Regions from separate parts of the Homo sapiens genome. Here region 1 is linked to region 2. The links are chromatin loops, found by intact Hi-C in ENCODE. Cell type or tissue: heart left ventricle. All regions are shown on one strand. Links, peaks and the distances in the headings refer to the core of each region. The heading gives the core; the rest is flanking DNA. Region 1 overlaps TGFBR2 (transforming growth factor beta receptor 2). Region 2 overlaps TGFBR2 (transforming growth factor beta receptor 2).

Evidence for each region. Peaks named below come from ENCODE experiments on the same cell type or tissue, not always from the same donor. Only the 100,000 strongest peaks of a DNase experiment are listed, where the experiment ranks them.
Region 1: it touches region 2 in a loop (2.3-fold over the local background); 32 of 110 quality-filtered maps call a loop at or near these places.

What each region holds. Positions count from the first base shown.
Region 1 is chr3:30,611,661-30,628,230 of GRCh38, reverse strand. All of the region lies in intron 1 of TGFBR2 (transforming growth factor beta receptor 2), which reads right to left. It also overlaps the pseudogene KLHL25P1. Among named protein-coding and RNA genes, the nearest start is that of TGFBR2, 13 kb to the right of the region's middle. In heart left ventricle, for the core only: no CTCF peak of the experiment used is centred there; no DNase peak of the experiment used is centred there; H3K27ac peaks cover 2,179 bases.
Region 2 is chr3:30,655,645-30,671,573 of GRCh38, reverse strand. All of the region lies in intron 3 of TGFBR2 (transforming growth factor beta receptor 2), which reads right to left. Among named protein-coding and RNA genes, the nearest start is that of TGFBR2, 57 kb to the right of the region's middle. In heart left ventricle, for the core only: no CTCF peak of the experiment used is centred there; no DNase peak of the experiment used is centred there; H3K27ac peaks cover 253 bases.

The DNA.
Region 1 (16,570 bases), core at 7,567-15,566, 51 kb after region 2:
CCCTACCACTCCATGCTCATAGACTTTAAGCATATTTTTCTCCCACAAGGCAGTACTATTTTTATAATCCTTTTAAGATTAAAACTAAAAACACAGATGATTAAAAAAAAAAAAAAAAGGCCTGGCTGCATCCTCCTACAATAAAGTATTATAATTGCAGTGCACTACTAAGTAGTATTTCCACAAACATTAGACTATCTGGTTTCCAGGACAAAGAAACAGCCTATAATTCCAAAGCACAGGAATGGAAAAGTACAAGTAATTTAATCTGTCCCACTGTGATTATAGGTGCTAAGAAATTACCTGAACGGACCTCTTTGGGACTTGAGAAGAATGGGGACTTTAATGATGCTCCATAACTGCCCTATTCATTATGATACCCAAGAGCCACCTGTGGCTATTTAAATTCAAGTTAACTGAAATAAAAATATATCTATATTTGAAATTCAGTTCCTTATTTGCACCTGCTACGTTTCAAGCCACATGTATCATCTAAGATGGTCTCAGACCCACTGTTCAATAGAACTTCCTGCAAAGGTGAAAATATCTTATACCAGTGCTGTCCTTAAACCTTAACACAGCCCAGGTATAAGATATTTTCATCTCTGCAGAAAGTTCTATTGAACAGTGGATCTAAGACCATCTTAGAGAGATAATTACATAATTTTTCCCAATTTCATAATAGAGATTATGAAGTAACAGCCTCCAAAATACAGGGTTTTTAGGCTACTGGCTACCTTCTACACTCAGGTGAACTTTTTGTAGTGGTTTACACATGTGTACCAATTGCCCTCATCTCCCCAGTTTCAAGTACATTAAAATGGCATTAGATGTAATAAAATACATGCCACTGAGACTCAGCTCAATTGAAACTTGAGTTTCTTCAGAATTCCAAACGATGGTGCATCTCTTTCTGAAACCTGAAGTGGGGACTTGTCAGGAAAATGTCTATGAGGGAGGCCTAGGAAAAAGAAGGCATTTTCCAAAATTAATAAATTTATTTCCTTGTTTTTTGTCACACCTTATTCCAGAGGTGTCTCTAGGCTACTGTGTGCGGAACGAGGTCTGGACAGAACCTAATGATAAATTGGGGGATACTGAAAGTCCTGGCACTCTAAGGAGCTTCCCCACACATCTTTAGATTTTTATTTCCCATGTGGGAAAAAAAGAAAGGGATTTCCTATCTTCCCATCACAAACTCCTGGCTTTGCAGTGGTTTTATTACGTCATTCCCCTACTTACAATCTGCCAGTGACTCAGAGAATTTAGCCCAAACTGGCACTTAAGGCTCCCATAATCTGATTACCTTTCTGCTGAATAACTCCTTTTATCAGAAACCCTTTGACCTGATAATTGCTGGCTTTCCTACCACCAAAATTTCTACCTCCCTACCAGATCTATCAGGTGGATTTTAAGGTCAAGAAGAGCATGCCCAAGGCAGCCTGCTCAGCCCCTGGAAGGAGTTCAGTGCCTTCACTGTTGGCTGTGAGGTTTACGTGATGGAGGGAAGAGACTCCAAGAATGGTGTCTGAAAGGATGCCTGGTGTCTGATGCTGCCCCTCAGGAGTGGTCCAAGGTGGTTCAAATACTGCCTGCTTTGGCCATGGCTGACAGAGCTGAAGAACTGCCTCTATATGGTGTGTGGACACACACCCCAGGCAGCCACTTGCCGGCTTCCCTCTGTTTCCTTGAAGGAAGTGGAGTAGCATGGCCCTGGGGCTAACAAGTGAACAATAGTGCCTGCCTTAAATCATACCCAGCCTTTCAGACCCAGGTCAAGTGTTTTCTCTTTTGGAAAATCATCCATTCCCCCCACTACCAGCCCCACCAAGAGTACTCTGCCTCCTCCGGTTTTGGTTTTTAACCATCTTTACTGTGAGGTATGCTTTTAGATAGGCCTGTATTTGCTCTGTTCTGCAGATGAGTTTCCAAAACCTTCTAAAACCTTGCTCATATTTGTTATGCTGGATTTAAAGTCAACAGATGGGAGTTTTCAACCCAGTAAATGGAATTTCTTTGCTGTGGGAAATCAAGTACTTTGACCTCTCTGGTGAAATTCTTCATTTGTAACCTCACTGGGTTAGGCTAGATTAGTGTTTCTCAACATGGTTCCACATCGGAATCATCTGGGGATCTTTTAAAACAATAATGATGCCAAAGTCCTACCCCAGGGCAATGAGTCAGAACTTCTAGGTGCTTGGCTCAGGCTTTGGAATTCTTTTAGAAGTTCGCAGGTGATCCTAACGTGCAGCCAGGGTTAGAAAAATAAACTGAGTTCAGGAAGGGACTTATGCTACATGGACTGGAGAATTCAATAGGAAAAAATGTAGTAGTTAGAGATGGGGCATGGTAGTACTGGACAGAGGCAGTCAGGCCCATAGGTGTTGCTTCTCATCTTTGCCTTGAGCTGTAACTAGAAAAACTGCAAACTGCATTATAACCAGAACATTATTATATACATATACATGTACAATCAAGCCCAACCCAATTAATTTTCTCATATGACTCAAACTCTAGTACCATTTGGAGATGAGGCAGGAATCATAAACATAATTGGCTGCAGGGCATTTAGTTGCCATTGTATAAATTCTTCCTGAAAAATAATTTTAGATTAATTTTTAAGTGTGGATTTTACAATTTCCTATCTTTTTAAAGGGTGGGAATCCTTTGCCAATTCCCAAGAGGACAATAAGCTTAAAGGAAGATAATGTCTGAAAGATCTGAGGACCAAGTTTCCTGAGAAAGCTGTATTTCTAAAGTTTTGACCCTACAAGGCAACATTAAAAGTAAGTTCAAGGAAACAAATGTGAGAAAGCATATCTCCCTTTAGATAACCTAGCAAAGAAGTTAAGAAGGGAAATAGTTCCTTAGATCAGAATTAACAGTTGTGGATAGCCTTCCCTTCAGAAAATTGCAATGCTAAACAGACGTTACACAAGCAATATATCCCTGCAACTTAATTTCTCTTCCTAGGATCTTTAATATTTTTCTTTTTTTATTCCATTAAACAAATATATATTGAGCATCACCTATCCACCAGATCTGAAGAAACACTATTTTTAATATGTTCAAAATTTGAGTCTTTTCTTGATACAATAACATCTGCCTTAACAGGAATCAGTATGTAAAAATTACAGTTTTTAAAGAATTATATAAAAGGTATTATTCCAGAAGACTTGCTATGGAATCCCTTTTAAAAAGGGCGTTCAGAAAAAGGTAACACTGAAATTTATTACAGTTTGAAGAAAATCACTCCAATTATAAATCCATGAACCCAGTCATTGTTTAATGAAGCTCATCTTTGCTGGAAAATCCCCACTGAGAACAAAGCATCACAATGATCCACACAGTCCTAATCAAGCCCACTGGAAAAATCACCCTGAAGAACACTGGTGGAAAACAGAAAGAAGTCCACACCACAGTGTGAGAGCTAATTTAATGTGTTCTTCAAGAAAAATTAAATAAAACAATATGACTCAATTTTTCTTTTATGTTGCAAGAAAAATAACATTTATATAAAGCTAGTAGTAGAAAAGCAGAAGTATAGCTTAGCTTTCTATGATGGCAAGTGAAATAGTTTCTGCTAATCAAAGTGATTCTTTTTTTTTTTTCCTTTGAGACGGAGTCTTGCTCTGTCGCCAGGCTGGAGTGCAGTGGCACGATCTCAGCTCACTGCAACCTCCGCCTCCCAGGTTCAAGTGATTCCCTTGCCTCAGCCTCCCGAATAGCTGGGACTAGAGGCACGTGCCACCACGCCCAGTTAATTTTTGTATTTTTAGTAGAGACGGGGTTTCACCATGTTGGCCAGGATGGTCTCAATCTCTTAACCTCGTGATCTGCCCTCCTCGGCCTCCCAAAGATCCGGGATTACAGGTGTGAGCCACCGTGCCTGGCCATCAAAGTGATTCTTAGCCATTTTCTTTGAAAATGTCAGTCATAGAGGTAGGCTCTGTTGCTCTTCAATGTATACCTTCTTTTATATAAAAGCAATTTGACTAAATATTAGATGTCTGTGTGAGTCGTGTTCTGCTACTCAAAACACTTCTTGTTCTGTTCTTCTCTATATTTTGTTTATTTGTTTGTTTTTTGAGATGGAATCTTGGTCTGTTGCCCAGGCTGGAGTGCAATGGCATGATCTCGGCTCACTGCAACCTCCACCTCCTGGGTTCAAGCGATTCTCCTGCCTCAGCCTCCCGAGTAGCTGTGATTACAGGCGCCCGCCACCATGCCCAGCTAATTTTTGTATTTTTTAGTAGAGATAGGGTTTCACCATGTTGGTCAGGCTGGTCTTGAACTCTTGACCTCAGGTGATCCACCTACCTTGGCCTCACAAAGTGCTGGGATTACAGGCATGAGCCACAGCGCCCAACCTCTTCTCTGTATGTTTATTCAGACATTCATGTTTAAGAATTTCTGAGAAAGGAAGCCAAAGATAATAATACCTGACCTCTATGTCTATATGATGAAGAAGTGCACTTCCTATGTAAAGATGCCCGTATTCCTGATTAGGTTAAGCAACTTGAAGTTCTAGTGAGGGGCAAAACTACAGGACTGCAGAAACTGGCATAGCCTTTTACACATGGCAGCATTTGTCTACTGATAATGGTGACACAACCTCCAAGAGGGCAGACCACACGGTGTATTAAAGAGAAGCTGTCCCCATAAGAAAAGGGGAAAAGTAAAATGACTCATTACATAGTTTGAAATCTCTTATGATGGGTGGACAAAACCCTCAAAGAAGAAATTCTCCAGTCTTAAATTGGGCTTTTAATGTTCGAGGCAAGAACAAGTCTCCTGATGAGTACACTGCCATCGCCTCTTTAACAATTTAGCTATGAAAATATGAAAATACGAGGAGACTATAGATTTTTATCTTAGATTTACTTACAAATTAAGCAGTGAGGGAGCATGACTAAAAATAGAAAAATGATGAAAAGATTAATTAATGATACTTTACTATGTCTCAGTGGATGGGCAGTCCTATTACAGCTGGGGCAGATGATTTCATCTTTCTGGGCCTCCATTTCCACATCTGTAAAACAGGATAATTATATCCATCTCAGAGAGCTGTTTTTAAAATTACAGATGACAGGAAAGTGAAACTGTTTTGAAAATAATGAAGCTTTCTATTACTGTGAGATTATTAAAAGATTATTATAACTAGACATGGTCAATATGTTTTCTTCAAAGTTATCAGACTAGACATTTTTCCCTCTGGTGATCTTTCACCCATATGTCTCAATCATACTGAAATTATTCAAATCACTTCTTTTTTCTGTTTTCCTGGTACTAGTTTCTCTTTTTCTTTTTCTTTTTCCTTTCTCTTTTTTTTTTTTTTTTTTTTTTTTTTTGAGACAAAGTCTCGCTCTGTTGCCCAGGCTGGAGTGCAGTGGTGCGATATCGGATCACTGCAACCACTGTCTCCTGGGTTCAAGTGATTCTCCTGGCTCAGCTTCCTGAGTAGCTGGGATTATAGGCGTGTCCCACCACTCCTAGCTAATTTTTGTATTTTTAGTAAAGACAGGGTTTCACCATGTTGGTCAGGCTGGTCTCAAACTCCTGACCTCGTGATCCGCCTGCCTCGGCCTCCCAAAGTGCTGGGATTACAGGCCTGAGCCATTGCACTGGCTGGTACTAGTTTTCTATCTGCCTGAAGAAGTACGCAAATGACTATTTTCATGACTTTTTTTTTTGCCTTTAATATTATTTAACAGCTATTTTAACAATGAAAGACATTTTACATATTCTCAAAAGGTATGTACCAAAGAAGGGTGTGGGCAGAAATGTTCACAAAATCAGGACCTTTCATTGCATCTTGGTGACCACCAATAAAGTACACAGAAACCCATAGTGAACTGAGGTCTAAGTGGCTGCTATCAACCAACACAATCTTGAACTGCTGAGTCTGATCATTTCATTTTCTTAAAACTTCAGGACAGTTCAATTTAGAGAGCACAAGAGTGAAGTTAGCCTCCCTGGTCATCTAAAGCAACATGGGAAGGTAATTTAAGAAAAGTGACACCATATCAATCACTTTCCCAAGCTTTTCAGGGGCTCACTCCAAAGACTTTCTTGATGATAAATTTTATTAAAGTGCTGATCATAATCAAAACAGTACATTGTATCAGAGGTCAAGCATTGTTTTTCACTTCCCTTCCCAGAACTTATTAAAGATGTACCTCTGAAGAAAGACATAAGGAAGAACAAAATTGTTTTGACTCACAGAAAATGGCTTACACAGACATCTAATACTTAGTCAAGTTGCTTATATATATGAAATAAGTTATACCTTGGGAGTAACAAAGCCAATAGGCTTGGCTCATAGGGGGCTAACTACGGCTGCAGCAGTTATTCAAGAAGTTAACATATTCTCTCCTGTCCCCTGAAGACACCACAGGCATCTCAGTAATAAACTGATAACAACCAATACTCAAGAGTTTGTGAAAATGCTTTGTAAAGTGCTGAATAATGTAAGTGATTATCTACTTACCACAAACGTCCTCACCAACATCATCATTAAAATCTTGAAAGATAAGTGCTTTTCAGTAGTTTTGAGAGTGAACCAATGACATGCTAAATTAAAAGCATTATATTTCAACCATTTCCAATAAGTGCCACAGAATATTAAGACTTAAGAATATTAAAATTCTGGTCAGGTGCAGTGGCCCATGCCTGTAATCCCAGCACTTTGGGAAGCCGAGGAGGGTGGATTGCCTGAGGTCAGAAGTTCAAGAGCAGCATGGCCAACATGGCAAAACCCTGTCTCTACTAAAAATACAAAAATTAGCCAGGTGTGGTAGTGGGCACCTACAATCCCAGCTACTCGGGAGGCTGAGGCAGGAGAATAACTTGAACCCAGGAGGCAGAGGTTGCAGTGAGCTGAGGTCGTGCCATTGTACTCCAGCCTGGGTGAGAAGAACAAAACTCTGTCTCAAAAAAAAAAAAAAAAAAAGAATATTAAAATTCTTATTTCATCTCCTTTTCCTCTATAGATAGAGCAGGTAGGGCACTACCAGTCCAAATCTATGTAATGTGATGTCAGTGGTAGCTCCAGAATTCCCATAGAGGAGTGGCTACATGGGTGATGATCTGGCTGAAAGGGAGGCAGGCAACACAGCTGGAAGCTGTGCTTGCACAAGAGAACACTACTTGTGGTACCTAGACTGCATGTTTATTCAGGATGGATGGGGACTATGGTGGACGAGAAGGCTGAAGGCCAAATTCAAGACCATCCTTAGAAACCCACTCCTATTAAGCACCCAGGTAAGAAAGGCCTCATATTTAAGTCTCCTTAGCATGTATCATTTTAACAGGGCTTTCCAAAAAGTACAACCAGGGGTCACCTTTGCAATATGGGATTATTTACCCTCAGGTAGGTAGAAGAGTATCTTCAGGCACTCTTCATTGCACCAAGACCCCTTCAGCCATCCCTATTCCAGCAATCCCAATGACTGAAATCATCTATGACTCATAAAGAGAAAAGGCAGGAGTGACAAAAAATTGTCCTGCGTGAGATGGTGTGATTTACTTTATGACTTTGCCTGGTCTCTATAGTCATAATGCATTGAGCCTTCTGCAAAAGATTCACACATGAGAGAATAAATGAATCAAAGGCAGAGCCAGTGATGGATGGAAAATTAACCTTAACACCCACACACCACAGCTCCCCAAAATTCACAGAAACTAAAGACTGCAGACAGAGCAAGTCTCCACTGTAAAGAACAATTTACACAAAGCAGATCATACGAGATTTTCCATAAGCCTATGGTTCTGTCAAACAATACTACAGGTGGCTTTAAGCCATTGACATTTACACTTGGTGGTGAAAAGCCATCTGGGAGAAAAAAAAATAGCACTCCCCGCCTTGGATCTAAAAGCAAGTTTCCTCGGCCTTTAAAAGCAATGAATTCCAAACAGCAACAAACAAAACACATAAACAGAATTAGTGAGAATCTGTGCTAAGAGCTATGGCAAAATCAGACAGAAGTTTCTCCCTCAAAGAGTTTTCATTCTAGTAAGAGTTTTGTTTTGTTTTGTTTGTTTTGAGACAGAGTCTCACTCTGTCGCCTAGGCTGGAGTGCAGTGGCGCGATCTCGGCTCACTGCAAACTCCGCCTCCCAGGTTCACGCCATTCTCCTGCCTCAGCCTCCCGAGTAGCTGGGACTACAGGCACCCGCCACCACGCCCAGCTAATTTTTTGTACTTTTAGTAGAGACAGGGTTTCATCGTGTTAGCGAGGATGGTCTCGATCTCCTGACTTCGTGATCCGCCCGCCTCGGCCTCCCAAAGTGCTGGGATTACAGGCATAAGCCACCACGCCTGGCTAGTAAAATAGTTTAAAACACACAGAGACAGCACAGGTAGCTTGGCAAACAAGGTCATATGAATGAGAATGCAAGGCTTGTCGGAGAGGCTATGGGCAGGAAAAGGAATCACAGTGGGATGGATAATCAAGGAAGGCCCACTAGAAAAAGTAACATTTAGACCAGGCGTTATTTCAAAGGGTGGAGCCGTTGTAGGGCACAAATAGAGAATGGTAAAACTTGGGGGGAGGTGGTGGAGAATGGTCACAAGCTAGGAAATTTGTAAGCAAAAAGGATGTGTGAGGCAGCTGGGTTCAAGTGGAACCAGGGCATGAGGGATGTGAAGGGTGGAATAGATGATGGGCAAGAGGTTTGGCTTCATCTGTGCACGTAGTCATCAAACTGGTCCTGTGTCCCATCAGCACAAGGCACTCTCTTAGGAGCCAAGGGACACTGAGGCAGCCCCCATGCTCAAAGAGAAAGGGAAGGCCATGTGATGATCTAGGATTCATAAAATCCATGGAAGGCTTTCTAACAGAGGCCAGCTATTCAAAATGCCATCTGGGGGGAGATTTAACTGAGGGCAATGCCTGTGTTATTGACAGAGAAAGAACAAAGGGTGTCCATAAGCAGAGACCAATTAGGTGATTTTTACAGATGACAAATATAAGAGTTCAGGTTTGTGTTACGGTAGCATAATTCAAGGGCAAAAATAAAACCAAATGGTTATAGATTTTGCGTAACTTTTCTGATGGATAACTTAAGATTTGATGCAACAGGAATCACCATGAGATATGAGTTGCAATGGAAAGTTTTTATGTTTTTTTTTCTTGCCAAGTATAGTTCAGATGTCAAAGGCAAAGAAAAAAAAGTCAGAAAATAAAATTATTTGGAAACATCAGAAACTGCTTGTAAGGACTGGTTATTGTGGCTACTGTTAATTAAGAGCATTAATAACTGACAGGGACCCATAATTCTGGAAGACAAAAGTAACTAAGTCACAAAAAGCTGCCTTATGATATTAAAATAAAGGAGCAAATCAATGAAAAAGCCTACAGTGGCACTCTCAGAAAAGTCTAAAACAAATGTTGAGCAATTCAAGAGAAATTTATTGGGTCTTCACTGAGCATCAGACAAATAAGTTCCTCAAGACAAAAGAGGATTAAAAAATGTTGAAGAGTAAAACCACTTCCTGAAAACCTGTCATCGAATCATTAATTTATTGGGTACCTACTTTGTATAGAGCAGAGTGCTACCTATTTTAAGAAATGCTGTGGTATAATAGCTCCAGAATGAATTAGGGCCTACATATGTCAAGGCAATCTGTGAGTAAATGCCTAATGAGGTAAACATGATTAATGCAGTGAGTTCGATATAGAAATGGGTCCTTGGGGCCGGACACGATGGCTCGTGCCTGTAATCCCAGCACTTTGGGAGGCCGAGGCGGGCGGATCACGAGGTCAGGAGTTTGAGACCAGCCTGACCAACATGGTGAAACCGTGTCTCTACTAAAAATACAACAACAACAAAATTAGTCAAGTGTGTTGGTGCACACCTGTAATCCCAGCTACTCAGGAGGCTGAAGCAGGAGAATCGCTTGAACCCAGGAGGCAGAGGTTGCAGCGAGCCGAGATTGCGCCACTGTACACCAGCCTGGGCAACAGAGCGAGATTCCATCTCAAAAAAAAAAAAAAAACAAGAAAGAAAAAAGAAATGGGTCCTTGGGTTCTACAGTTCACCATGGTCAAGGGATGGACAATCAGTGGACAAAAGACTCATGAAGGATGACTGGGGAAACAGACTGGTTAAAAACTGACTCATTTAGTTGACTTGCTACCAGTGCCTTCTGTCTTCTGCTAGCTTTAGTTAAAACGGCTTAGGAAGAGTCAAAAGACTCTCATAAAACTAAGCCAACTCTTCCTTGAATTCTCCTCTTCTTTATTGACAGAAACAAGCCTGATGTGATCCACTAAAACCACTGCAGATCATTTGGCTACTCTTTGGAACATGCTTTAATGCTATTACAGCAGTGTTTTTCAAACTGCTATGTGTACAGGAATCACCTGGGGACCTTGTGAAAGTGTACATTCTGTTGCAGTAGGTCTGGGGAGAGGACCCACAATCCTCATTTCCAATAAATTCTCAGTGATGCCAGACCTCCTGTAAGCGGCAAGGTATTAGAACATCTTCAGTTGCTGTTATCAGAAGATGATAGGAAACCATCATTTTCGGGGTCAGAATGCTGGAGCTCAAGCTTTGGGCCTTGATGCATATAATAACTCATAAAATGTAATATTCAGGAAGGAATGAGGCTCCTAAAGAAGTGAGAAAGTAGAATGAACAAAGGCCTAAGAGAATAGAAATGTATTCTAACAATATAAATTATAAAAATAAAAGTAAGAGTGCCCAGGGGTATTGAGATTGTTAGATTATTTTATAATGATATAACTTAAGGGATTCCAAAATAATGAACATAAAATGTTATTATTAGATTTTTTTCCTTTTCACATACTTGAAGGACAAATTATATCATATTGTCTTTTTTTCTTCCCCAATACTATGAGCGTTAGAGAATGAGACGCAAATCCGATATGTAGTAACAAGGTAGTCACTCACAGCAAAAGTTGAAAGATTCCTAGTCTACGCTAACAAGTGTCTGCAAACTCTACAGAAATGCAATTAGAGGTTGCGGCAGCTACTCCCCTGCCTAAAACAGCAGTCTGAAAACTGCCAATCTGTTGCAAATTCTGTCTTTTCTGAGAATATTTTAAGAAAAGTGGTAGAGAAATATTTGAAAGGCAACAGAACACTAATTATATCTAGACAAGTTTCCTTTTTTTTTTTTCCCAAAAAATATGAAAGTTCCTTTAGGCTTTACATCTCCTAGGCATAGCAAAGCATTTCATAACTTTCTACCTTAGGAAAAATTTTCACAGACATTTTAACCAATTCAGAGGAAGGGGAGAATGAAAATACCATAATTAACCAAAGAGGAATAATATTACCACCAAAACCAAGTAAGCCTTTTATTTAGGAAGGAGTGAGCTCTAGCTGAAGTAAACATGCTATTTAGTCAGGATGTATGCTCAGACACCTGTAGTCGGAAATTTTCAAAATAGCTATGGTTTTTTTTCTTCTCTTTTTTTAATAGTAGTCATCTCCAATGAACACCAGTGGAAGTCTGTGGTATTTCTCAGTTCTGACCTGTCATGACTTTTGTTAGTTTTCTATTTTGATTAGCTAAAGATTTTCTAACTCAACTTCAATGATTTATTCTACTAACAAAATAGTACAGGGATAACAAAGAATGAAATGTTTCAGAAGAGAAAATACTGGAAATCTTATTTAGTCCAATTCTTGTCACTGTATAGAAGGAAAATGAGCCCCAGTGGGAAGAAAGACAGCCTGGTCACCCAGACACCTAGATTCCTGGTACAACATACCTTAGTCTTTACCAGCTGTCTCCTAGGTAGAGTCCTTCTAATCTCAAACTAAGGGTCAGAGCTAGGTTATCTTTCATCCAAGATGAAGGTTTGTGATAATTACATCTTTGCAACTTCTTTTCTACTTGGCATGGGGCTCTAAAGTAGGAAAATGATGAAGGGTTTAGCTAAACCTGGAGGAAAAATATTTTGGTTTTGTGAAATAACAATGCAGATTTCAGTCTCTGTTTGCAATGGGGGGAAGGAGGAAGAGGCATTTTTTAACATTTATTTTCTAAACCAACAAACAAATCCTACCATTAGTCAAAGACTCAGGTCTTTGGAATCTGAAGCTTGTAAATTTCAGGGGCACTCTTTAAGAAGAAGAATACAAAATTAAGAATAAAGTGAATATAAAATTAAGAATAAAGTGAATATTTATTTAGAATTAAAATGGCATACAGGCCGGGTGCAGTGGCTTACACCTGTAATCCTAACACTTTGGGAGGCAGAGGTGGACAGGTTCCTCTGAGCCCCAGTGTTCAAGACCAGACTTGGTACATAGTAAGACACCATCTCTACAAAAATTAAAAAACAACAAAAAACAAAAAACTGGCCGGTCTTGGTGGTGCATGCCTTTAGTCCGAGCTACTCTAGAGGACTGCTTGAACCTAGGACTCCAAGGCTGCAGTGAGTTATGATTATGCAACTGCTTTCCAGACTGAGTGACAGAATGAGATCTCATCTCTGGAAAAAAAATTTTAAATAGTATCATACAAACAACAAATTTTTAAAAGCTATAAATACTACAAATATGAAGTGTTTAAAAAACAAATATTTTTATTAACTGATTGCCATACCTCTGAAATAATTCTCCTATATTTTTTGGTTGCACACTCTTTGATCATCTCTTCCAATAACATTTTGCAATATTCTCTATTGAGAGAATAGAAAAATAATTCAGTCTTCCCTTTAGAAATGTAGATCAGAATTTGTAATTTATTCTTGAATAATTTGGAAAAGTTCCTTTCAGCTTCATAATTCATTACAGGTAATGTCATATAAATTTTTTGGATTGACTTCAAATTTGGAAAACTTTTATCAGGTTTCTTTTATATGTGAGCTGTAAGATTCAGGGCACTGCAAGATTTCGTAGTATTTGACTTGATGACACTTGTTAACCACATTGCCAGGGCCTCTCCTAGAGCCAGGAGATGGACCTATACCAGGGTATAGGTAGCCTTGAAGGTTAAGTTCAAGCACTTCACAGTAAATCCACCTGAGCCTGGCATTTATATCCTCAACATATTTGATGCATCTGTGAAGTCTCCCAGTCCTTTCAAATAAAGTGCCTGTTTTACTCAGAATACCTAAACTTCCTGATGGCATAATTGTTCCATGATTCAGCCAAGACTGTATCACTTGAGGTATACACTTCATTTTTCCATTGAGATCACAAGACAGGCATGATGTTTGACTACCTGGTGTATAAACCGAGTGTTATTTTATTACACTAAGAAAATGCAATGGGATAATATATGAAGAATGCTAAAACACTAGAAAAATGTTGGATATTATTATTTCTCTTAACCTCTAGTCTTCCAACACCCATGCTATAATGGACAAGTAGTTTATGTCAATTAAGGCAGACTAGTCTCAGTACAGTATAACAATTAGGAATCTAGATCCCCAAACCAGACCATCTTGGTTCCAACCCCAGCCTAATCATTTTCTAACTAGGTGGACTTAGGCAAATTTATTGACTCTGGAGGATTTATAATAAGCATAATATAACCTACCTTCTAAAGTTGTTTTGAGGGTTAATACACCTGAAGTACTCAGCATGATCCGTGCAGTAGCAAGACCTCAATAAGTGGTAGCTACTATGATTATTGGGAAATTAGTCCATGAAGTCTCTTGAGAAAAGCTACAGGGGAAATAAGCCCAATTTCATTTCCCTATGTAGAAAAGTTTGCAGGATTTGGGCGTGACAGGTAGTCATCCACAAAGCAGCAGTGTTATCGCCCCATAGGAAATGAAGACTTCGTAATGATTTATACTTTAATAAAGAGCTGCTGCAGCATATACTGAAAATATGCACCCAACCCATATCTTCTTTCAAAGGCATTCATGTTGGTTCAACCAAATCCCTAGTTCTCTAAAATGAAGTTTTGACAATCTTATATCTTCTAAAGCACTGAGAAGCCTTTTTCCTTGTTTTCTTTAAAGAGGCTTGAGAAGAACCAAGCCTTTTTTTGGTTCAAATAAAATATTTACAATAGGAGGAAAAAACATTCAGATAAACTTCACCTTGCCCGCCTGGTGGTCTCTCAATACACAGAAGAAATGCAACTAGGGCACTAGGAAATCTAAAAAAAAAAAAAAAAAAAGGAAAGAAAAAAAGTATAGAGCTAAAGTTCACTTCAGGACAACGCAAACTAAGAAAAACTACATTTCCCAAAGGAAATAGAGCACTATGTCTACAAAGTAACTCATTTTTTCTTTAATGTTCAATGTTGTCTATTCCAGGGAAAAAATGGTACAATTAACCAAAACTTATTTCTACCCAACATCTCTGCAAAGGAATGTTGCTGCTGCAGATCCACCCCCAACATGGGAAGGCCCAAGGCAAGTGAGCAAATAGAGGCCCATGTACCATAAGTCAAAACATTTAAAGTTACAAATCAAGCTAGCAAACTGCTCAATAAAATAGGTGTTATCCTTCTACCTAGACTGACAAATATATCTTTTCAATGTCTTGGAAGACCAGGTACAACTTTAGAACTCCTACAATGTTCATAGTCCTTCCACAGAAATGGGTGGTTTAAAGAGAGACATCATCCTGAGCCCTGGTAATCAATTTGCCTTCCTCCCCCCTGCCTGCTCCATCCTACATCAAGAGGGGCCTTGTGATATGTGGACACCCAAGCTCGCTCTCTGTCTCTCTCTCTCTTTCTCTCTCTCTCTCTCTCTCTCTCTCACATACAGACACACACACACACAGAGCTATCCCTTAAACAACCCTCGTGCAGAGATTGCACAACCAGTAGCAATGACAGCCTTCAGGAAGATGGCTTCAAGGATCCATGCAAACTGCAGATACCAGTTCAGGGCCTTCTGGACAGCGAATGTGGGTTCCCACATAACCAAATCATGGTCTAAAAATGAAAAGAGAGTAAGACTGGAAGGCCCAAAAGTCACCTCACCCCATAGGCATGGCTCTGACCAGAGAAGAATGACAGCAGAGTACCATCTAAGGCCCAGGACAGAGGCCAGTTGTGTTCATATACTAGGTCTATATTTTAGTTGTAGAGCTGAAAAAAATTGGAGGAAAATATTCCCTCAGAAAAGAGAAGAAAAAAAAAAAAAAAAAAGAGCTGCATGTCTTGACCTTTCCCAGATAGAATCTCCCCAGTCATAGGTACGGGCCCTGAAGCTAAATCTCATCTAATAATGATAGCTTCAAACCTACAAACAAAACACAGATGCTAGGGAACCCTTAAGAGTCTAAGCAGGAGGCCATAAGTAGACTAAACTGACTACACCCAAGAGGATAGTTGCTACTTGTTGGGTGCTAAGACCTAGAAAGCTGACTGTGGCAAGTAAAAGGCAGAAGTACTCCTGATGTAATGGGTGAGGAAGAGAATCTTAACCTCCTATAAGTTTTCAAATTGTCCCCTTCAAAAGTCAAACTGTCCCCTTCTTCTTTGTTATGTTGGATAAAGTCGGCTCTTCTTGCCCTCATCAGCAGTTGTACACGATTGTACACAAATGATTGTCCTACACACTCAAAATTTGGGGTTTACAATACACATCTTTGCAAATGGGGTATGTCCAACTGCTATAAGTGGCCAAACCACAGGTCACCCACCATGAGTCCTACCACTAAGACACCATTGTCAAACTGTGGGCTGTAGAGTTTCCTTATGCAAAGAAACTCTGCCTTATCTTGATTTTCTGTGGTACAAATGTAGTCAGGAAGGAGGCAGATAATGCAAGCAAACCAAATCAATTAAATCAGGAGCACTGAACTGATGACATTAGATGGTAAGCTTCCCCTCTCTCAAATCTGATATCCATTCACCCCTCTTCAGCCTCCCTCCCAACACACGCATACACACATAGAGACCACACGAAAGAACCTAGCAGCATGCAAGCACAAGAAGCTTGGGCCACACACTCATACATGCACCCAGGCAAAACTCCAGAGAGACCCTGAGCAGGATCCATCTTTCCATCCATAAAATAAAGATAATAAAACTTATCTTGGAGATTTCTTCCTAGGATTAAATGAGATACATAATATCAAGTGGCTGTCTCAGGGTAGGTTCTCAAATGTTAATTGTCTTTCTCTTCCTTCTCCCTGAGATGAGACAATTTGCCTGTCCAGCATTCCAAACCCTTTGGCATGCCAAGCAAAGAAGTATGAGTCATTATCTTGCCTCAGTCACAAGCAACAAGTACCTGTGGAGCAAAATATTACCAGGAAAGTAGAGAGTGCAAAAGAAGCGGTGAGCATTCTTGCTGCGAATGCATATCTGTTCTACTGAAAATCATAACTTAAATCTGCTGAAGTTGTACATAAGGACCTGGAGGGTAGAAGCTAACAAGGTAACAGAGTTATGCTTTTATGTGGAACTTGGCCAAATAATGCCATGCTGTAGCCAGGAAGTATGTTTCCCCTGCACCCTATTTAAAACTGCTTTGGTGGTTTGCATCAGACCTAAATAATATCCACGCTACTCTAGAGTAGGCAGTGGTGGCTACAAGACCACACTTCCCTTCAACCAACGCTGCTTCACCCTTATAAACCAAAACATAAAACCCAATGAAAAAAGAAACTTA
Region 2 (15,929 bases), core at 1-8,000:
GGGTTCATGCCTGAGCATCTATAGATTTTAGCATCTGCATAGTTTTTGTAGATACGATATTGTTAATTTTTATTTCAGGGATGCAAGTGCATGCTCGTTCAGCCTTCCCTGCCTCTGGCCATCTGTTCGTCATCCCCTGCTCTTCCTTCAAACTTCAGCTTAAATGTCACTGCTTAAGAGAGGCCTAGAAAAACTTGGAAAACTGTCTTATTTTATACATTTTCATAGCACCTTATACTTTTCCTAGGTAACAATTCAGTACAACTTAAACTAAATGAACTATGACTCTACCTCTTGATTTCACATCTGTCTTTCCCTACTCTTGCCATCCCCCACGGACAGGGAACTCCATGCTGGAAGGTACCATGTCTTCTTCACTACTGTAAACTGCACTTAGCACACAGCAGGTCCTCAATATTGCCAAATAAAAAGACAAACCATTTACTGAGTGTTATCTAAGCTCAGGACATTGGGAACATGAAAAAAAATGACACAGCTTCTGCCTTCAAAAAATCTGCATGTATGACATCTGGTAAAAACACAGAGCGTGCCACAGTTTGCACCAAAATCTTTGCTCTTTTTCAAACTCCAACTTGTTCTGCTCTGATCAGCATTCAGGCTACCCTGGGCCCATGGGTGACAGGGAGAGGAGTCCATGGAAAGGATCTCTTTGGACAGTTATCTTACATCCACCCAACATTCCTCTTTTCAGTGTGCATACGAATTGTAGTTTCATGGAACTGAAATATTTAATAGCAACAATGGAAACATGGCCGCAAAGGTAAAACAAGTTAAAAATGGAAATGCTGCAGTTTTTTGACTTGGAATTCTGAAGCAGGCCCCTGTGGGCTGACAAGGAGAGTCCTTAGCACCAGATATCTAACTATAATATCTTGTGCCTCAAACTTTGTTTCATGTGCTGGCCTTGTTGGCTCTGGTGAAATAGTTTTCCTTTTTGGAAGAAGGACATGAATAGAAACAGACAGTGGACAGGAGAGAGCAAAAGGCAGCTCTAGTTCACTGGGAGCTTGTGCTGGGCTGCTTTCATTGGGCAAACATGCAGAATTCTATTGCTTTATGTGTCATCCATCTGCCCTCCAAAGTACCCATTAATGAGCAGGCCTCATGCTCAGATCCTAGAATCATTCATTAAATATATCACTACTGAGTGTCTATGATGGGCATGGCACTGCCCTCAGAGAGTACCCAGTAGAGGACTTAGGGCATATATACAAGTAAGCAATATATGGCATCTGGGATAGGGGCTAAATGTACAATGTAATCTATATATTAGTGGAATGTGGAAAAGCTTAGAGAAACATGGAAGGCACAGTAGCAAAAAACTGCCTTTAAGTTGGTCTCTGAAGAATGGGAAAAGTCAGTGATGAGTGGAAAGAGTGCTATGTTAAGGAGAAAGAATATATGATCTACTTAAGGAAGAGCAATTATCCCATACTGACCACTCTGCACCTGCGGAATAGAAAGGAAAAAAATGGGTAGGTGGTATGGAACCAAACTCCGTGTCAGAAAAGGATCTTTTGATTATTCATTTGTCAGTTTTCACCTACAGTAGGTGTTTAAAGAGAAAAAAAAAAGTGATGAGAATATAGTCCAGGTAGAATGAGGATATAACCAAATTCTCTCAAGGGGAACCCATTACCTAAATGATACTGATAAAGGAGTTAAGAAGAAATTACTTGGGCAGATAGTAAGGGTATGGAAGTCCTCGGTAAGGTGTTTCTTTTTAATGAAAAGCAGCCCCAAATCATTTTCTAACAAAGAGCAGCCTGTAAAGTTGAGCTTCAGACATAGACAGGCAAGCTGGGAGCTTGCACGGGTGAATGCCAGCAGGAACTAAGGACATGTTCAAGATGGCAGCTCCATCTTCCCTTCTCTTTGTCAGCCATGTGTACAACAAAGAACAGACCAGATGGTGCTGATCAACTGGAAAGCCCATTTGCATAATAAGATTAGGGTGGGGTGACCAGTCTTCCCCATGCACTATGTAAACGTCATACCTGATTGAACCAATCTGTGAGCCCTATGTAAATCAGACACCGCCTCTTCAAACGGGACTATAAAATCCAGCACATTCACCACTGGCCCGTCCTTTCCGCTTGGAGACTCCTTTCTCTACAGAGAGAATTGTTTCTCTTTCTCTTCTCTTCTGCCTATTAAACCTCCACTCCTAAACTCCTCATGTGTGTTCATATCCTAAATTTTCCTGGCTCATGATGATGAACCCCAGGTTATATACCCCAGTCTACATAGCTACTTCAGCATCTGATACTTTCTTTTTTTTTTCTCGAGATGGAGTCTTGCTCTGTTACCCAGGCAGCAGTGCAATGGCACGATCTCTGCTCACTGCAACCTTGCCTCCTGGGTTCAAGCCATTCTCCTGCCTTAGCCTCTATGCCCAGCTTTTTTTTTTTTTTTTTTTTTTTTTTTTTTTGTATTTTTAGTGGAGACGGGGTTTCACCATGTTGGCCAGGCTGGTCTTGAACTCCTGACCTTGTGATCTGCCCGCCTTGGCCTCCAAAAGTGCTGGGATTACAGGCGTGAGCCACTGCGCTTGGCCCAGCATCTGAAACTTTCATCTAACGAAACAGTGAGAAATGAAGCTGGTACATATCCATTTTTAAGGTTTATGTGTAATATGATTACTTGTTCTTAAGGTAAGTCTGAGTGGAAATGCCAACTTCCACTGACTATATATTCTAGATGAAAATCTTGGGTCTAGTAACCAGAGAAGTAACCCCAAGATATCAGAATTCCAGCAACCAAGAGGGAAAAAAAAAATCACCATTTTTTGGAAAGATATATGAATGCATTTTAAAAGTATAGGGAAAGTGAGAAAATTTGGTGATTGATCCTTAAAAACATAAATTCTTACACTGGGAGGCTTGGATTGGGACAAAGAACAGGCAAGAGTAGGGCAGAAATGGGGTGGGACAAAGCAATTACAGAATGATTGAATGCAAAAGAAAAAAAAGATGCTCTTGTGGAGATGTATGGACTGTCCCTGTTGTACAGCAAACAAAATTAAGGGGGCAGATGAACACAACACAAATTCAAACACAACAGCCGATCCAGCAGTCGGCATTTCCACTTAGGCTTACCACTTCCACAATGCTCCCTGCCTGAAACTCCACCTCTATTATATGTGGTATCCAATGAATGTGTTTGCTTGAAGTACCCACTTGTCTCCGGTCTCTGTGTCTGTAACTACATGGAATGTCTTATAATCAGAAATCCACTTGATTATCTGATTGCTTCTCTCCTGACAAAGCAGGGTAGTGGCCAGGTCTGTTTTGATCATCATGATATACACAGCACCTGGGGCAGAATGGGGCAATTTATGGTATTCAACAAACGTTTGTTTTAGAAGCTGAATGATTACTTACGTGGAATGATACTTCTCAAATTTTTTATATTTTACAGCAAGGTTTGACAAACTATGGCTCAGAAGTCCATGGCCTGCTTTTGTATAGTCCTATGACCTAAGAATGATTTCCATCCCCATTTTTAAAGAGTTGTTTAAAAAACAATAAAACTAAGAGGTTCATGCAACAGAGATCTTATCTGGCCCAGAAAGCCTAAAATATTTACTATCTGGCCCTTCACAGAAAAACTTTGCTGACCCCTGTTCTAGAGGTGTTATTTTAATAACCTCATTGGCAGAATCTGGAGAGACTTCACTTTGGCCAAATGTGAATATGTAGTCAATTTTTTTTCACATATGAGAAATACAATTTGAAAAAATTTAAATATTAACTGCATAATTACTTAGCTTTGTCCTTAATTCACTAAAACGTCCAGATGAAATGTTGATTCATCATGGATAATTTTATTTTACAATTCCTAAATATCTATAAAAACAGTCGTATTTGCTAATTTCAATTCCTTTTTAGCCTAAAGGAAACACAAAAACAGAAATCCCCTTAAGTTTATGTGTGGCACTGACTGAAGAAGATTCTAGAAATCCCCAGTTCAATGTCAGAAACCAAAGTTTTACTTTCTCCTAAAATTTCCTGTTATTTCTTTAGAAGACTTACACTTAAAAAATTTGAGGGGGAGGAATTCTTGAATAACATCTGTCAATCTTGAAACTTCAAAGAGGTGGTGAAAAACTCTAACAATAGCAACCAGGGCTGGAAGGAAGCTTTGGGATGTGGCTTTATCTAAACAGGAGCCACCCACACCCTCTGGCAGTATTAACCCTTGGGTTGCTACTAGAAAACCCAACAGCTGTTGGTGTAGGTACAAGCCAGCATCTCCTTTAGTCGAAGACCAACAGGAAATGCTTCTTTTCATCAGCCGCCAGTTACAGAGAAACTCATAAACTGAACACTTACTAAGTTCCTGGCTGTGTGCTAAGGATTTTATAGAATATTTAAATTTAATTGATAGAAAAACCCTATGAGGTAGAAACTGCTATTATTATAAACCCCATTTTACAGATAGGGAAGCTAAAGATCAGACAGTTTAAGTAATTTTCCCAGATGATAAATTTAGGCAACAGCAAAGCTGGTATTTACAATGAGCATTGCCTGATTGGAGAGACTTCTGATCTCAACCCCATACCTGATCTCTAAACTTCATATTGGTGAGAGCCAACTAAGAATGGCAATGACCTTAGGCTGGGTGTGGTGGCTCACACCTGAAATCCTAGCACTTTGGCGGGAGAATCACTTGAGCCTAGGAGTTTGAGACTAGCCTGGGCAACATAGTGAGACTGTCTCTACACAAACTTAAAAAAAAAAAAAATTAGCCAGACACTGTGGTGCTTCCTGTAGTCCCAGCTATTACGGTGGCTGAGGCAGGAGGATTACTTTACTTGAGGCAGGAGTTCAAGGCGGCAGCACACTATGATCCTGCCACTGCATTCCAGCCTGGGTAACAGAGCAAGACCCTGTGTTTGTGCGGGCGGGGATGGGGGGGTAGGGGTTGCGGGGGAGGGGAAGAATGACTTTATATAAGCTCCCAATTTGATAAAGTGTTTTTCTTTAGTGTAGCCTGGACTAAGTGATTTTACAGCCATCCACCGACTGACATTGGCAATTCTTGTATAATGTGTCTAAAGGAGTATATTTTGGGTATGGGGATTATATTCCTTTGTTCTGAACTAAGAACCACAGTTTAGTAGTGTCTCTGTAAATATGCATCTTTTTCCTGCCAGGAAATAAAAAGTTTTATGTGAAGGAGAACCCCCAAATCTTTTTCTTTTCTCAGAGCCTATTCTCATGGCCTAGATCTTAGCAGAGCTCAAAACATAATTGTTGCACTATTGGGACCTTCCATGAATAGTAATAACATTGAACCAGATATAGCTCTGAAGGGCATTAAAAATAAGGGTGGAATTTATCCAAGGCCCATAAAAAAATGAGGCTATAATAGTAAACATTTTTAGCCTGGGTTCCATAAATAGAGTTCAGTGGGTCTGTGAATTTGAATGGGCAAAAATTGCATCTTTTTTTATTTTCTCTAACCTTTAATTAAAAATTAATATTTCCTAGTATCAGCTGTACCTATGAGTTTGTTGTTGCAGACGTCTCAGCATGTGACTTACGCTCACCATTTAGACATTTCAATTGTTTAGATCTGCTGCTATTGTTATTTAAAGCATTATTATAGAAACATATATTACTATAACACAAATTCATTTTTAAAATATTTGGTCATTGTATTTCAATGTAATTGGTTTTCTTTGAAATACTCCATGTTCTATTTTATGCATTTAAAAAACATCACAGTGAGAAGGGGTCCACAGGCTTCCCTACTTCAAGAAGTCCATGGCACAGACACACAAAAAGGGAAGCTCCCTTGGCAGAGTGAAGGCATTTGGGCTCTAGTCTCTTTTCCAGGACTTGCTAGAGCAGGAATTTTGAGATTGATGGGTTTCTCTAGGAAGTTGGTAACTAGTGCCAATGGGAGATCTGCCTGGCTTGATTTGTTGTGCTGCACATGGACAACTGTGGATGCTGTCGGAGCTTCTGTGGAGTGGGAAGGGAGCTCCGCAGTGTAGAATTTGAGGAGAAGCCCTCCTTTGAAATCTTGTAACAATAAGAAAGATAACTCATATACGATGTGCTTTGTTGGGTTAGGCACCGGACAATTTATTTTGTAAACATGATCTACTTTATTTCTCCAATAACCCTATGTATGAGTTAGATTCTCTTACCCCCGTTTTACAGAGGAGGATACTGAACCTTGGTTGCTTCTACAACATTTTTGTCTACTTAGTAAATAAGTATTCTTGTTAAGTAAAAGTTGTTCCTAGTAAGTACTCAATAAATGAATGCTGTCCTTTTAATGTTATAATTAACATGACTTGAGACAGGAAGTTCTTCCTTCCCCTCAGCTATCTCTCTTTAGCACAGTTTCCTTCTTTGGATCTCAGCCAGTTGCATATATACTCTCGCTTTAGGTGAACATGCTGGCATGTGAACATCCTTGCGGCTAGAGCTTCACTGCCAACTTCACAAGAATCTCTCTTGGCATCTGAGGCTCATTAGTGCACTAATACACCAAGGTGTGCGAAAAACTGTCATCCACGTCCCTTTCTATTGCTCGGATAAATTAGTATCCCACTAAATGTTCACCCTAAACTCCTTTACCGAGTGGAGGAATTGCCAAACTACTTCAAATATTAAAGTAGGAGCCTATCTCCCAAATTCAGCTATGTTGATTTGCTTTTTATCAAGACACATTAACTGATCCACATAGGATTTTATTTACCAAGTTGGCCTTAATTTAATGCTTTTATTTTTTTAACCAAGTGACTTTTATTTAAAATAGTGGATTAGGGAGGTTCAGTTTTAAGTTCCTTTTAGGAACTGGTGTCGGCATAACAAAGGACATAAAAGAGGCTGAGAGCAACGTGTGTGTGCGCGCACGCGCGTGTGCATGTGTGTGCGCACATGCATACTCAAGTTATAAGACAAATTGTTTACTTTTCAATCACTCCAAAGGAAAGTATACCACAGGATTTCCCCTTGAGGTTTTCTGCCAGTTTGTATTTTTTTTTATGGCATACTAACATTTATCTTTGGAAGACAGAAAAAAAAAGAATTTGACATTTGTCTTTAAAAAAATATTTATGTAACAAGACTCTGACATTTGCAAATGGCTCCTTATTTGCAACTAAGTCTGGCCTCTATGAGTGACAGAAGTGACTGGAAATTTTCAGAATTATTAAATGGATCTCACAGTTCATTGTTAAGGAGATAGCTTGGTGGTATGGAAAGAACAAAAGCTTTGAAGCCACTCAGATGATTAAAAAAAAATGGGGGGAAGATATGGTGCCTCACACCTGTAATCCCAGCACTTCGTGAGGCTGAGGTGGGAGGATCACTTGAGCCCAGGAGTTTGACACCAGCCTGGGCAATATATTGAGACCCTGTCTGTATAAAAAAAAAAAAAAATTAGCTGGATGTGGTGGTGTGGGCATGTAATCTGAGCTACTTAAAAGGCTGAGGCAGGAGGATCACGAGCCCAGAAGTTCAAGACTGCAGTGAGCTATAATGGTGCCACTGCATTTTAGCCTGGGCAACAGAACGAGAACATCTCCCCCTGCCCCCCCAACTCCCCCCCCCAAAAAAGTTAGCCCTCTCTTCCTCTTTCCTTTCTCCTAAGGGTATTTAAAATAATATACTTGGCCCAAGAGCACAGTATGGCCCTCAAAACTAGAGAAATTACTCTGATTTCTCTCTTGTGAAAAAGAATTCATTCCAAAATAAAACACAGATACAGAAAAGTGCATAAAACAAGTGTCTGGCTTAGTGAATTACTATAAGATCAACACTCTTGTAACCACTGGTCAGGTCAGAAAATATAATTTTGCTGGCCACCCCAGAAGTCTGTTCATGTTCCCCAACTCAATCGGAGATCCCTCCCTTCCTCTAAAAAGTAATCACTATTCCTGGCTTTTATAGTTATCATTTTCTTGAGCTTTTAAACTTGTTTTATCATCCAAGTATGCATCTGTAGTCGTCTTGCTACTAATATGACTGAATACAAATGGCAAACCTTGCTTTTTTGCAGAATTACTGTTTTAAAAAAACTTCCTACAATAAAAACACCAGAATCTTTAAAAAATGTTTAATCTGAATTAATCAAATCATCAGACAAATCTACAAAGTGCCTTTATAAAGTACATGAAATGGTCTGACCTATTCAAATCAAAGTCAATGTCATGAAAACCAAAAAAACACACTGTAGAGGCAAAACAATCAATTTTAATGTGTTGTCCTTGACTGGATTCCGAATTTAAACAATAGACCCATTAACCTTGAAGAAATCTGAATATGGACTGTACTGTATATATATTTAGATGTATATATGTGAATGTATCTGTGTCTTAGTATCTGTATACACACACACACACACAGAAAGAGAGTGAAAGCTAAGCACTCACATATATGCTTCATATTGCAGAGTTCAAAGATCTTGCCATCATTTTCTGTACCTTTAAAAATTTTGTTGGCATGTTACATAAAGAATAACTTGTCACCTCGTTATTCTAAGTGTGCCCGCAGACCAGCAGTCATCAGCATCCCCTGGGAACTTACTGGAAATGCAGAGTCTTAGCGCTGTCCTCAACTAACTGAATCAGAATCTACATTTAAAAGTTCTCTCAGTGATTCATTTACACATTCAAGTTTCAGAGGTAAATTTTATTCTTGCTAAACAGTTTAGCAAAAATAAAGTTAAGTTCTTTGGTACTCTGCCATAGAGATGCTTTCCTCCTACAAAAAATTTCTTAGTGGAATTGTTTGCAAAGCTCTGGTACAGCTGTATTCAGCACTAGCCAATGAGAAAATGGCCCATGATAATTTTCTAGTCAATTAACTGGTGGAGGAGTGTAGAATGAGATATGCTTCCCCATCCATCATCCTAGTAAAAAGCACACCAATTTAGGCAAACAATAAAAAGTCATTTCAATTAAACAACAAAAGGACAGTAAGCTCACTAGCAATGAAGGATTTAATTTAACTTCTAGCTATTGATAGCACTGTTTGACATTCTGGATATATTTTGAGAGTATTTTTTCCTCAAATGATGAAAGAAGTCTTCTCTCCAATCAATGTGGTTGTTTTATTCCAACTGCACATATTTCAGAACAAAGCTATTCGCCACCTCTCCTATCCCATGGCACAGTCTCCTTTGTATTATTTCCTTCTTATCTCTCTCCCAGATGGAAAAGCCTTGCATGTATTCTAATCCAGTATGATAATCTCTTTCTAGAATACCCATGAGAGGTAGAGGTGAAACCTCTGCCTGAAAATGTTATGGTAGAAGGACATCATTCCTTTGTTATCATTCCATAATCAAATCACAATATTTCTAACTGCAGATATATTGGGATAAAGTCTAAATATTGGGATATGTTTAAAATTATTCTTTACATTAAGTCAAATGTAGCCTCTGTGTGCTTCTATTATTGGTCCTTCTGCTGTTCTCTAAAGCAAAAAGTAACAAAATGAATCCGTTTTCTATGGGATGAGAACTATTAAACTCCTGCTGGATATGAAACTCACAACCCCTAGATCATTTCATTTTCAGGTTGAACAGCCATGTTTTCCTCGGTTACTTTTCAAGAGATACATTGATGAGACTCTAAAGTCTGACAGATTTATCAGACCCTAAAATCAGCCTGCCCAGCATATAGCGCCCAATAAATGCCAGGACCTTTTTTCTAAGGGTAAAGTGATCTGTTCTCTGAAACCACGCTTGCTATTTAAGATTCTTCATCATGTGTTTTGATAGACACAGATATAATACTTGGAATATAACTTGTGTAGCAAAGATTACAGCAGGACTCTCACCTCCTCTTCCACCAAGTGGAGTTTAAGGCTCCTGATGGTTTGTTCTTTCTGTTTTGTTTTGATTCTTTCAGCCAGATCATCCTGATTTCAAAATGACCTTAACTCACCTCTAAACCCTGGGGTCTTCATCACATGAGCAGATTCCCAGCCAGTGTTTTGACAAGTGCTCCTTTGCAATCGATTGTTTGAACCTATATGTCTGATTTTACATCTACCTGTCAAGTTTTAGAAAATTGGTCATTTCAGGCCATTAAAACCCTGATTCAGCCTTTGCTCTTTTAGGCATCCCTTCCACTGTGCTTTTCACCCTTTATGTTCCTCCTTAGGATATAGATTCCTGCTACTTCTCTTGCTCTGACTTTAAAAGGAGGGCAACCAACATTAGGAGGGTGCCTACAAGGTACCAGGCTTTGTCCAGGAAATGATGACACATCTGTCCTCCCACAAAGAGAGTTTCACACCTGATATATGTTCTTTGGAACAAGATTTTTTTTCATTTTCTTTTCTGTGTTATTGCAGTTTTCTGACTACTAAAAGCTTAGGTTTTGTTAGGATCCCCACACCTGCCCTGATTCTTTAATTCTTTTTCTGGCTGGCTGTCTGAATTACACCTTGTACTCTGTCTAGGGGCCCTCATGTTCTCAGGAAACCTGAAAGCAAGGTACATTTCTTAAGTTATTTCAGGATGCTCTCCAACAGGGAGACCAGATCGCTTTGGAAAAGCATATTCATTATTCACAATACCTGTTAGGTCACCAGAATACATCCTCTCTCTCTCCCTGGCTTTCCAGGTGAACCACAGGCTTCTGCAATTCCTTCCCACCTGAGTTTCTCACCTCCTAAAATCATGCACACAGCCTCCCTGGTCCCTGCCTTGTCTCTGCCAAGGCAGTAGCACCCAAACCTTGCCATCCAACCTTTTGGACACATTAAGGTTTAAAATGTGCTTTCCTTTAACGTATAATTTAATCAGTTTTAAAAGCTAAGATGCCTATTCCCAATGAGGCCGTTGACCTTGTTCCAAAGCAATTGCTTGTAAATTGTTGTAGAAAACAAAATAATATCCCCTCTTAAAGTGTCTTGCTATTCCTCCAAGGATGGGGTAAAACAGGTGTTGGTTTTTCTCCTCCTCTAACCTTCGAAGGCATAATTTTGGCTCCTTCCTGTGGTAGCTGCCATTCTTTAATTGTTACCGTCCCTTTCCAGGCTACAGGGGGAACGTGACGAAAAATATAAAAAGATTTGGCAGAACAAACTGTCTTGAGTCCAGTGGTTCCCAATGTGGGCTGCATATTAAAATATCTTGAAGAATTAAAAAATAATTCCTGATACCAGGCCCCAGACCAATTAAGTCAGAAACTGCAGGAGTAAGACCCAGTTAATGAGTAGTTTTTAAAGCTACTCAGGTGTTTCCAATGTGCAGCCAAGCCTAAGCATAACTACATCAGCCTGGTGGAAGAAACAGGTATTTCGAATAGGATGGGGCCTGGAAAATGAAAGACATGGGAATAATTTTAATGACTACATTTCAGAGAAATTGTTCTTGACATTGGAACCAACTATATCCTCTAATTAGGCAACAAAAGGCATATATATGTATATTTTTAAAAGTAGATAAGCAAATATAAATTATTTCTCTAAAAGTTAACATGTTTTTAAAAAAAAGCATAATTTGTAATGGCAAAATTGATATTTTCCACAACAGGTAACATGCAGGAGCGATTTAGAATACAAAAGGACTTTCCAAAGGCAAGTCATCCAGATGTCCAAATGGTGGTGAATACAGCCTCTGGAGTATACGTGGGTGGAAATAAAAGTCAATTTCACAGTGGTTAGCCACCTCCCTGAGCCTTTTTTTTCCCCTGGTGGGACACTGAGACACTCGCAAAGCAGCAAAAGGTCTCAGTGGACCCTTCTTGCCATTACTCATGGGTGTGGAGTTTATGGAACACATGGAGGCCGCAGTGGGAGAGACCTGAGGCTGCAGAGGAACCACCCGAACCTTGCTACAGCACCAGCAGTATGGGTCCGACTGCTTTCTTGGCCACTCATATCCAGTGGATGGAATTTGAGACAGCCTGTGTCCATACTAGATTCCACTCTGCTGATTCATACCAGAATGAGGTTCTAGAGTACAAATATTCACAACCAGAAAGCACATCTGGCCTCAGTGCAGCTTTGTTTACTTTGCTACTTAGGAAAAAAAAAAATCTTGAAAAGCGAGTTGCTTTTGCCTTAATTCAGTTCAAATACATTCTAAGCTTCCTTCAACTGAGTCACAGTGTCCTCTATCATGCAAAATCTTTATTATTTCCTTGGCCAGACATAGGGCCATATTGATGAATTCCAAGTGTGCTTTCTAACCAAGGCTGGTTCACAACAAAAAGCTGCTTCAGCTCTGAGTCATCACCTCAAATAACTGATTTCTCTTCTCAGGAATGAGACTAGCAACTTTAATCCATAATTTTCTTCCTCTTCTAACAACTTTTCTCAACCATATTTCCACACTTATTTTTTCTTCTGCATTTAGACCAGAAAGTAAATCTGGTTTGTTTCTTTTGAAACAAAAATGCACAGCTGGAAAGCCAGCTATTTTGAGGCGTGAGTGCACAGTTCCAAGGCAGCATACCTAAAATCCCCCAGAGCTACCAAAACACCATTTACTCTTTTCATTTCTTACATGCAAGAACTAATCATTTCCCCAAGAAGCCAGCTCCCTGGTGTTGGAGCTGAACAAACATAAAATGAGATTTGGGAGAAAGAGGGCAGCATTTCTAAGACTTCCCTTACTCGGAAAACAACGGAAGTCAACAAAATGCTCAATGCATGCGATCAGTACACAGAGTGGGTTTGCTGGATGGTGTAAAGCAACGACATTAAGGACACAATGGGTCCAGAGGGAACCAGCTGGCTGAGATGTTCTGCTAGCAAGTTAAACATAGACAGGAAACCGCGTGTCTGATACTGTAAAAAAATAATTTGTCTTCCTGCCAGAGATAGGCTAGCAAACCAAAAAGGCTGTTTTCACTTAAAAGAAATGCTACAACAATGAGAGAGGAAGGAATGAAACTTTGTGGCTACAAGAAGTCTTCTTCTCTGCCCCTCTCTCAACATCTCAGGTTAGAGGGCACACATCACCACACTAAATGCTAAAGCCTGCACATAGCTTGCGAGTCAGCAACGTGCACCACTGGGCATACATCTTATGGTCTGCTTCCCTATTTAACCACATAGATTGAACTTTGAGTCAGAAGTGGTTACTCAAGTCCTGGTTTCTAAGCTAGCAAGATATAATTGATTTATTTACTTACAGTCCTATCCCATTCCCAAAAACAACAACAACGACAACAACAAAAAACACAGTGAAAGAAGATACAGTCAAGACAGGAGCTATAATTATGACAAATGGAATATAAATGTGAGAAAACAGGGTAAAAACTGGTAAGCAAGAGTGATATTAGTATGCTAAATGTGTAGGTACATATTTGCTAGAAGCATGATTCAGATTTGACTCTAAGCTTTTCTGGTAGTTAGCATTTGAGAGAGAAACACAAAAACCATGAATATCTCTATCAGGGGTTGGCCTGAGCCCTGTTTTTGTAAATGAAGTTGTACTGGAACACAGCCACGTCCAATCACTTACACACTGTCTGTGGCTGCTACCACAGAAGAGTTGAGTAGCTGTGACAGAGACTCTGCCCTGCAAAGCTGAAAATATTTACTATCTTGCCTGTTATCAAAGAAGTTTGCAGACCCCTGCTCGGTATGCTTCAAAGTGTCCTTAAGATCAGAGGCAAACAGGTCGTCATGAGGAGAACACCTTTCTAAAACAGAGAGCCAAAATAAATGTCTCCTGGCTTCCTCATGAAGATAACAATACAATGCAGTGAACAGCATCCTCCACATTCTTTACAGTAAACATACCACTTTGATTCACAGGACTCCTTATAATGGGGAGCACCTCAATAGGACTCAGGTGGAGGAATTTGCAGGGAAGAGGAGAATACATGACGTTGGTACAAATCTCCTCACTCATCCAGCTAAAGGCAAAGATAAGAAATTTGAATCTAGTGGAACAGTAATAACTATTTACAGTCAAAATTCATTAAGTGCTCACTCTGTGCCAGGTGCCGTGCCAAGTTCTCTACATAAATAAATACATTTATCCTCAAAATAATCCTATTAAAAGTATTCATTATTTCTACTCCCATTTTTCAGAGAGGTAAACAAGTAGTTACCCCAAGAACCAAGAGCTTACACACGGCTGAGCTGGGATCTGAACACAGGCAATCAGCAGGGAAGCCATGCTCTCAGCCCTGCCCTCTGTTGTCTTCCCAACAGATGAGCATCTTACTGGCCATCGTTTATACACATCATTTCTCACGGACATGGAAACAGTGTCAGCCTGAGGTTGTGCCTCTTGCCAAGGACATGCTCAGTGATGGGTCTGGGCTGCCGTTTGGCAAACAGAACAGGTAGCCTCTTATGTAAGTTGTGCAGCCTCCCATGGGTTAAGACTGATAAAAAAGCAAACACACCACCACCACGGGAATGTGGAAGGGTAAGGGTATTCCTTCTATAAGAGACAAGATTATCTGGTTCTTCTATGATTCTCCTACGGACAAAAAGTGAGGAACAAACTATGAGATCTTGGAAAATCCCAGCTCCTCTCTGGAGACCCACTTTTTTGTCATTAAAATGAGAAGTCTGGAGGAGCCAATTCACGGGTTTCACTTCATCATAAAAATGTAATGAGTCTATGAAACAAGACAACACACCTGAAAGTAGTTAGCACAGGTGCACACATTCAGAGTAGGCTGCAATCCAAGGCAGCGATCATCACTATAGTTGTTCTATGAGTTCCCACAGCCTAGGCCATGGGCTTGCCACCACCTTGCCTACATTTCAATTGGAAAAGGGGTGGGACCCTGGTCCTGCAAACAAACTACTGAAAGTCTAGGACTTGGGTCCAATGCTATCCCTTTCCTATATGGCCCCAGTGCCTCTCATTTTCTAGAATAAGCAGTTCAGTTCTAAGTTAGCAGGAAAAGCAAGATGGCCAAGATCCAGTCATTTGGGAGCTGGAAGTGGTCCAGCAGCATGCCTCCCTTCATCCTCCTTGGCTTACCATCTTGTTTTCCACGTACCCACCTTCAGCAGACAATCTTAGCAAACAACCCAAGAATGAACTGATTCAGGCCAACTCTTCTTAGAACCACACTATTACTCTCCAGGGCTTTCCAAGGCCACCAAACATCTCCTTCATTGATCCAGTTCAAAACAGTATCTTGTACAATGCATCTTGAAAACATTCGCAAATGTCTTCTTGTTTTGGGAAATATTAAGGGATAGTCCCACAGATAAACTAATACAAATACAATAAACTAACATGAACATGATCACAGAAACAAAAGAAATGCTTACTGAAAAGGTGTCTGATTTTCTCCACATTAAGATCCACACCAGAACAACATTTGTGGAGTATATTTAAAAAATAAACTATTGTCACTGCTGAAAAAGACCCACATGCCACTGGAGAGCTCTGTTACACAAGCTGACTGAGTAAAGTATATTTAGTTCATTTCCAAATGACCAGGCTTTAGACCAAATTTATTCCTCATGGGCCCATTAGCTCAGGGAGTTACCAGCATGAAGTTAATAAGACCTCCATCTCTGGTTCCATCCCTACCTGGTGAGTTCACACCAGTGCTTCTCACACTTCAGTGTGCAAACAAATCACTGAAGGCCTTGTTACAGGCAGATGCTAATGCAATAGGCCCCAGAGGACCCAAGGTTGTGCAGTTCTAATAAGCTCCCGGGTGATCCTGCTGCTGCTGGTCTAGACACTTTCAGTAGCAACGGTTTATACCGTTCAGAAGAGGTATGTGTCTTGGTGTAGAGTGTTCTCGTTAATCAGGGGAAGAAGAAGTAAGAAAGGATGCACCTACTGTGTGCCAGCCACTGTGCTGGGCGCTCCCAAGCATCATCTCCTTAAATCCCACAACAACCCACAGGTACCATTTATCAGCACTACTTGGCCAATAATGGCGCAGTCATTCAAAGAGAAGGCCTTGTGGCCCAAAGCAAGCTTTCCATGGAAAA